Regions from separate parts of the Homo sapiens genome. Here all the other regions are linked to region 2. The links are chromatin loops, found by intact Hi-C in ENCODE. Cell type or tissue: PC-3. All regions are shown on one strand. Region 1 has its middle 32 kb from the start of FASLG. Region 2 has its middle 20 kb from the start of FASLG. Region 3 has its middle 61 kb from the start of FASLG.

Region 1 (2,500 bases), 52 kb before region 2:
TAGAAGTGAAATTGATAGGAAGCCTACTGCATTCCTACTTAAATTATACAAACAGAAAACTTCTAGGTCAAAAAGACAAAAGACTAATTTGAATTATAAAAACAGAGAATCACAGCCCCTCAATCAATTTCCAGACTTGAGTCAGTTTACAGACCCAGAACCCCTTGAATGAATGGGAGCCCAGGTCCCCTTGAGAAAGGACCCCACTACATTACCAGAAATTTATGCAGTGAATTTTTCTCCCATCCGTCCCCAAAGAGACCTCCAGCCTTTTACCAGGGTAACTGTGCATTGGGGAAAGGGAAATGGTCAGACATTTCAGGGACTACTAGACACTGTCTTTGAGCTGACATTGGTTCCAGGGGACCCAAAACGTCATTGTGGTCCTCCAGTTAAGGGTAGGGGCTTATGGAGGTCAGGTAATTAATGGAGTTTTAGCTCAGGTCCAACTTACAGTGATTTCAATGGGTCCCCAGACACATCCTGTGGTCATTTCCCAAGTGCCAGAATGCATAGTTGGCATAGACATACTTAGCAGCTGGTAGAACCCCCACATTGGCTCCCTGACTGGTAGGGCGAGGGCTACCATGGTGGAAAAGGCCAAATGGAAGCCATTAGAGCTGCCTCTACCTAGAAAAACAGTAAATCAAAAACAGTGTCGCATCCCTGGAGGGACTGTGGAGATTAGTGCCACCATCAAGGACTTGAAAGATGCAGGGGTTGTGATTCCCACCACATTCTCATTCAACTCTCCCATTTGAGCTGTGCAGAAGACAGATGGATCTTGCGGAATGACAGTGGATTATCATAAGCTTAACCAAGTGGTGACTCCAATTGCAGCTGCTGTACCAGAGGTGGTTTCATTGCTTGAGCAAACTAACACATCTCCTGGTACCTGGTACACCATCATTGACTTGGTAAATGTCTTTTTCTCCATTCCTGTCCATAAGGCCCACCAGAAGCAATTTGCCTTCAGCTGGCAAGGCCAGCAATATGCCTTTGCTGTCCTACCTCAGGGTGTATCAACTCTCTGGCTTTGGGTTATAATCCAAGAGACCTTGATCACTTTTTGCTTCCACAAGATATCACACTGGTCCATTACATTGATGACATTATGCTGATTGGATCCAGTAAGCAAGAAGTAGCAAACACACTGGACTTATTAGTGAGACATTTGCATGCCAGAGGATGGGAAATAAATCTGACTAAAATCCAGGGAACTTCTACCTCAGTAAAATTTCTAGGGGTCCAGTGGTGTGGGGCCTGTTGAGATATTCTTTCTAAGGTAAAAGATAAATTGCTGAATTTGGCCCCTCCTACAACCAAGAAACAGGCACAATGCCTAGTGGGCCTATTGGGATTTTGGAGGCAACACATTCCTCATTTGGGTGTGTTACTCCAGCCTATTTATCGAGTGACTCAAAAGTCTCTCAGTTTTGAGTGGGGTCCAGAACAGGAGAAAGCTCTGCAATAGGTACAGGCTGCTGTGCAAGCTGCTCTGCCACTTAGGCCATATGACCCAGCAGATCCAATGGTGCTTGAGGTTTCAGTGGCAGATAGGGATGCTGTTTGGAACCTCTGGCAGGCTTCCATAGGTGAATCACAGTGGAGGCCTCTAGGATTTTGGAGCAAGTCCCTGCCATCTTCTGCAGATAACTACTCTCCTTTTGAGAGGCAGCTCTTGGTCTGTTACTGGGCTTTGGTGGATACTGAACGTTTAGCTATGGGTCATCAAGTCATCATGGTGACCTGAACTGCCTATCATGAACTGGAGACTTTCTGACCCATCTAGCCATAAAGTGGGTCATGCACAGCAGCATTCCATCATCAGATGGAAGTGCTATATACATGATCGTGTTTGAGCAGATCCTGAAGGCGCAAGTAAGTTACATGAGGAAGTGGTTCAAATGCCCATGTTCTCCACTCCTGCCACCTGCCTTCTCTCCCCCAGCCTGTGCCAATGGCCTCATGGGGAGTTCCCTATGATCAATTGACAGAGGAAGAGAAGACTACGGCCTGTTTCACATATGGTTCTGCACGATACGCAGGCACCACCTGAAAGTGGACAGCTGCAGCACTACAACCCCTTTCCAGGACATTCCTGAAGGACAGCGGTAAAGGAAAATCTTCCCAGTGGACAGAACTTCGAGCAGTGCACCTGGTTGTGCACTTTGCATGGAAGGAGAAATAGCCAGATGTGTGATTATATACTGATTCATGGACTGTAGCCAATAGTTTAGCTGGATATTCAGGGACTTGGAAGAAGCATGATTGGAAAATTGGTGACAAAGAAATTTGGGGAAGAGGTATGTGGATGGACCTCTCTGAGTGGTCAAAAACCGTAAAGATATTTGTATCCCATGTGAGTGCTCACCTTAGCAGAGGTGACCTTAGCAGAGGAGGAGTTTAATAATCAAGTGGATAGGACATCCCATTCTGTGGACACCACTTAGCCTCTTTCCCTAGCCACCCCGGTCATCGCCAAATGGGCCCATGTACA
Region 2 (2,500 bases):
CCTGATTGTCCACGGTCAGAAAAACAGCACTGAAGCTGAGAAGTTCTTATGTAACAGTAACTACATTAAAAAGAGAAAGTGCGAGAAACACTTTAAGAAGACTCCAAATTAGTACTGTGTTAAAGAAGAGAGATGGCATATTTAGACTGGAGAAGGAGGAAAGAACAGAGTTGGGAACTGAAGAAATATTTCATGGGGAAGGCTGAATTTGACATGGGGCTTAAAGAATTATTATCTCCATTTATTTTAGCTTTATTTTTAAACAAATAACAACAACAAAACCTTTGGGCACATTTTATTGGAAGCATCATATGAAGAAAATTACCAATTAAAGAGAAATGGTCAATCTGGTAAGTGACCTGAATCCTCGTTGCTAAGTTTGCTCAGAACCCTCTGGGCATTCCTGCCAGCCTGGCTTAGTCTGCTCATGGAGCTGCAACCACAACAGACCATCCTGTTCCTCAACCAGCCCTCCCTTAAAAGGCAAGGCACACACATGCTATGCCCTTGGGTGGATATTTATCCACAGCCAACCTTCCAGGGCACAAGCTTCACAGGCAGTCACCTGCCGCCCAAGGCTGCTCCTCTCCTCATGCAGGATTCTACCCTGGTTACTTTCCTTTGGAGAGGCTCTGACATAACGAGAATCAGGGTTTCCAGAGATGAGACAGATCAGAGACTGATCTGCCCACAGCACTCTGCGGTCTGGGCTCGAGAGCTCAAGCGTTCCAGAATGCAGTGGAACATGTGTGTACTCCACCAAGCAACAGAAATTCAGCCGTCATCTTGTTCCATAGGGCAGCAACATGCAGGGCAGAGGGAGAACCACTCCTGGGTCTTCTAGAAAACCAAGCCAGCCTCAGTCACACTCACAGGGGATCTCAGAATGTTAGACAAAGGAGGCTTCACACACCGGAAGCCCAGGCAGCAGAAGCCAGACACAACCACAGCACACAGAAAGTCAAAGATACTGGGTAGATATAGAGCAGTGCCAGGAGTAGATTTTAGTGTTTGATTTTTGTCGATTATAAGTGTGCATCCTGTTTATCTGCCTAGTGAAATGCATAGAGATAAGTCCCAGCCTGTAGATATAAAGGACGTGTTTCATCTTTTTTCATGCATGAGTGTGTGTATGAATATGCAAACAGAATGAGTGTATTGATGTCTCACAACCAGGTAAAGTTGCATTCCTGTGACTCACTGAAAATGTAAGACATTTCACACTCATGAATAACCAGCCCCCAAACCACAGGACACAAACCATGTCCTTTTACTTGGTTTTCAAATAACCTCATGCATAGTTTTGTGCTTTGAGAGCAGAGGAAAGAAACTTTCTTATTGGAAAAGGAAAAGAAAAACAGAGGACAGGAGAATTCTTCTCCCACCAAGCAGCTCCTTCCTTGAAGATCTTTCCAAAGAGACTGTTCATTTAGTCAACAAAGATCCGTGGAAAATTTAAGAATATGCAGAAACCCTCAATTTACTCACTATCTAGTGGGGGATATGGAAAAGTAACTATAAACTTTAAAAAACAGTTATAACCGTATGGTAAGAGTAGACACAAGTACCTTACAAGCAAGGAGGGCGGTCATCAATTTCACACTTGCAGGATCACAGGTGTCAGAGGTTGTAACCCTCAAGCTAGGCCCCCAAGTGATACAATAGGTAGAAGGCAGTTAAGCTGAAAGGAAAAAGAGTCATTCAAGGCAGACAAGAGAGCATGAAAAGAGAGCAAGATATGTTGTGCAACCTGCCAGCTAGGGTTCACCTGGCTTTATTTTTCTCTATGGTACTTAGTGCCATCTGATATTTTACACAATTCTTTGTTTATTGTCTGTCTCCAACTACAATGTAAGCCCCCTGAGGGCAGGGACTTTGTTTTACTCTCTGCTACATCCCCAGAACGTAGAATAGACTTGGTACAAGGAGGCATTAATAAATACTTGCTGAATGCACAAATGTTAGAGAGGAGTGAGAAATGAGGCTGGACTGCCAGGCAAGGTAGCCCCCGCAGGTCATGAGGGCCTTGTGTGCTGTGCTAATGCGTGTGGATGTTACCTTGGAGATCTAGAATAGTGTTCACAAGCTAGCAGCCCACAAGCTAAACACAGAAGTGTTTTGCTTGACCAATAACAGGTTTTTCATATTAAGATATTTTGTATAAAAACCCAGGTTGCCGAATTTCCTTTAAAAATTCAGAGGATGCAGTAACAAGGGGCCTGTAGTCTCGTAAGGCAAAGTCGGCTGGTGCTGAGCAGTAAGTGCCCCTTTAATAACACCTGTGTTCTTCAGTCCAGCACAGTCTGCCCCAGTCCCAATTGTCTTGCTTCAGGCCTTCCTTGCTCATAATCATCTGCCAGTTCCATGTAGATAAATGAGTTTGCAACCTCTAGCCTAGGTTCAGAATGTCTAGTTTAAAAATTCCACCAAGATAATGAGTCTCCAAAACACCCCCCTACAATGAGTCATGCCTTCCAGTGTATTTATGCCCTCCCACAGT
Region 3 (2,500 bases), 81 kb before region 2:
AGTTAAACAGGGCTGGACTGCCAAAGAAGAGTCACAGGACCCAAAATGATGATGGTTCACACAAAGGATACACTATTGTAACAGCATTAATATAAGGATATACATCATGGCTAAAGCCTGACTTACAGGAACGGCTCTGGGGAGACCAGGTACAGGCTCCTACTATACCCGCTCTGTGAAGGCTGTGACTGAACACACTTTCTCCAATTACAAATGCATGGAACAACTTGGAACCAGAAAGCCCAAAATGGAATCTCAACTGAGGGTTGTTCTTTTATACACATATTTTGCTGATCAAAAACGCATATTCCTGGCTGGGCACAGTGGCTCACACCTGTAATCCTAGCACTTTGGGAGGCCAAGGCAGGTGGATCACCTGAGGTCAGGGGTTGGAGACCAGCCTGGAAAACGTGGTGAAACCCTGTCTCTACCAAAAATACAAAAATTACTCGGTTCTAGTGGCATGTACCTGTAATTCCAGCTACTCAGGAGGCTAAATCAGGAGAATCGTTGCATCCCAGGAGGCAGAGGCTGCAGTGAGCTGAGATAGTGCCACTGCACTCCAGCCTGGGTGACAGAATGAGACTCCATCTCAAAACAAAACAAACAAACAAACAAAAAACCCCACATATTCCTGCTATGCAACCAACCCAATAGCAGAGCCCTCCAGAAAGCTCACTAACATCAAGTGCAAATCAACAATCTTACTCTCACAAGCCAGTACAAACTGCCTCACACTCCTCAGAGCAACACTAGTATTCAGTAACCAGGGTAGTGCCATGCGGGAACTTTAGCAAAATGCCTCAGGCTAATTCCAGGCCTGCTGGAATTAACCCTGAGGACACATCTTCCTCCATTGTATTTACCACCTAGAGAGCAAAGAAGTCCTGCAGTCTTTTGAAACTAAAACAATTCTGCATTCTATCCTTTCCATTATTGAAGTGTTTGTACTTGTAAAATAATCTATCCTGTTCCTACAGTGATAGGAATGCCATAGAAAGTATTATTTCAAAGTCTTTGGAGGTTTAGTACATCATCAACATTTTTACATTAATACAGAGCACTCAGGTGTTTGGACACATGGTTGCACCTGAGGATCCTGCCAATAACAGCCGCTATTCTATAGGAGCTAGGGAGCTGTCTTGTCAATCTCATCTACCAGCTCAATAACCCCTGCTCTCCAATTTATGTTCCCCTCAGATTTTCACACTCATCTTAATCAGTTCATCTCAGCTTGTTAAGGTAAAAAGCACTGTTGTATTACAAAATTCCAGTCCCCAAAACCTGGTTTTGCTGACTAAGCTGCCAACTGGCAGAAGAATTCAAGCACTCATTATCAGGACACGTTTCTTCCAAGCTCCCCCAGCATTGAGCCTCACTGCTGATGCTCCACAGTTGGGATAGGGCAGGATCTCAACTTCAGGACTCTGTTCGGCTTTAAGGATCATACACTTCTTTAAAGACTGATGCCACCATCAAGCTTAAGTAATACCTACAATTGCCACTAGGTAGAACCAGTGAGCCAAAGGTATGTGCAGGGATTTAAAAAAAAAAAACAAACAAAAACAAAACAAAAATCCAGAAAAGAAAGAGAGAAGAAAAGGAGGGATATCGATTGAATATTTACTAATATTGGTTGAATATTTACTTATTTTTCATTTAGCCCTATATGTGATGATCATCAGCCTGGTAGGGGAGGGAGACATGTGCCCTCTGATTTCACATCATGATACATCCAAAGGTATCCTCCCAATTTAGCTTTCCAACATCTCAATATCCCTGAAGGGGAAAAATATGAAATCATCAGACAAATGATAGGATGTTGAAAACGAAAGCAGATGAAATAATCAACATACATTTTTTAAATGCAAGTCACTGTTCTATTCGTTCTGCCAGTGTATAAATTTTTGTGCCTCATTTGAACTCTATCATATTCATTTAAGTCAGGCTTGAAAGGTATTATTTATCACTCCTTTCTTTGTACCATAAAGGAGGCTGAAGCTCAGAGTGATTAAGTTCCCTACTATCATAGCACTAGCAGATGCCAAGCAAGTCCAGATATGCCTGACTTCAAAGTCTTTTCTTCAAGTTAAACCGCAAACATCTCCCCAAATGACCGACTTTATGTAAGGCTTTCCAGGGAGCCAAGAAAAAAAAAAGCCACTTTATTTCTGGAGACGTGCCTCAGCTCATATTTCATTCAAACTTCTCTTTTGACAGACAGGAATTGAGCGACTTGGCCAAGGCCACACAGCAATTCAGACACAGCACCAAGGCTAGAATCCAGTTCTCCAGATGTGGTAAAGAGGAGAGGCAGGAATTACAGATGAAAGAAGAAAAGGTGAGGTGGCACTTCTAGGCTGAAACAGTGGTTCCACATTCACACCAGCATAATAATCACTGGTTATCTTTTTCTAGTTCTTCCAAGGGTCAGGCACTTTGCTAAGCGCTTCACAACCACCCTACTATTGTTGGATGCCTGATAGCATCATTTTTCTCT

Evidence for each region. Hi-C counts contacts between places; a loop is a spot of excess contacts. Peaks named below come from ENCODE experiments on the same cell type or tissue, not always from the same donor. Only the 100,000 strongest peaks of a DNase experiment are listed, where the experiment ranks them.
Region 1: it touches region 2 in a loop (4-fold over the local background); 9 of 110 quality-filtered maps call a loop at or near these places.
Region 3: a loop joins it to region 2, with 4 times the contacts of the local background. A loop is called at or near these places in 11 of 110 quality-filtered maps.

The regions. Positions count from the first base shown.
Region 1 is chr1:172,690,073-172,692,572 of GRCh38, reverse strand. No RefSeq gene overlaps it. Among named protein-coding and RNA genes, the nearest start is that of FASLG, 32 kb to the right of the region's middle. In PC-3, no CTCF peak of the experiment used is centred here; a DNase peak (open chromatin) is centred at 1,452; H3K27ac peaks cover 403 bases.
Region 2 is chr1:172,637,707-172,640,206 of GRCh38, reverse strand. No RefSeq gene overlaps it. Among named protein-coding and RNA genes, the nearest start is that of FASLG, 20 kb to the left of the region's middle. RefSeq lists an enhancer at 471-1,670. In PC-3, no CTCF peak of the experiment used is centred here; DNase peaks (open chromatin) are centred at 496, 1,196 and 2,496; H3K4me3 peaks cover 1,846 bases; H3K27ac peaks cover 2,500 bases.
Region 3 is chr1:172,718,825-172,721,324 of GRCh38, reverse strand. No RefSeq gene overlaps it. Among named protein-coding and RNA genes, the nearest start is that of FASLG, 61 kb to the right of the region's middle. In PC-3, CTCF peaks have their summits at 1,304 and 1,508 (motif pointing right); a DNase peak (open chromatin) is centred at 1,494.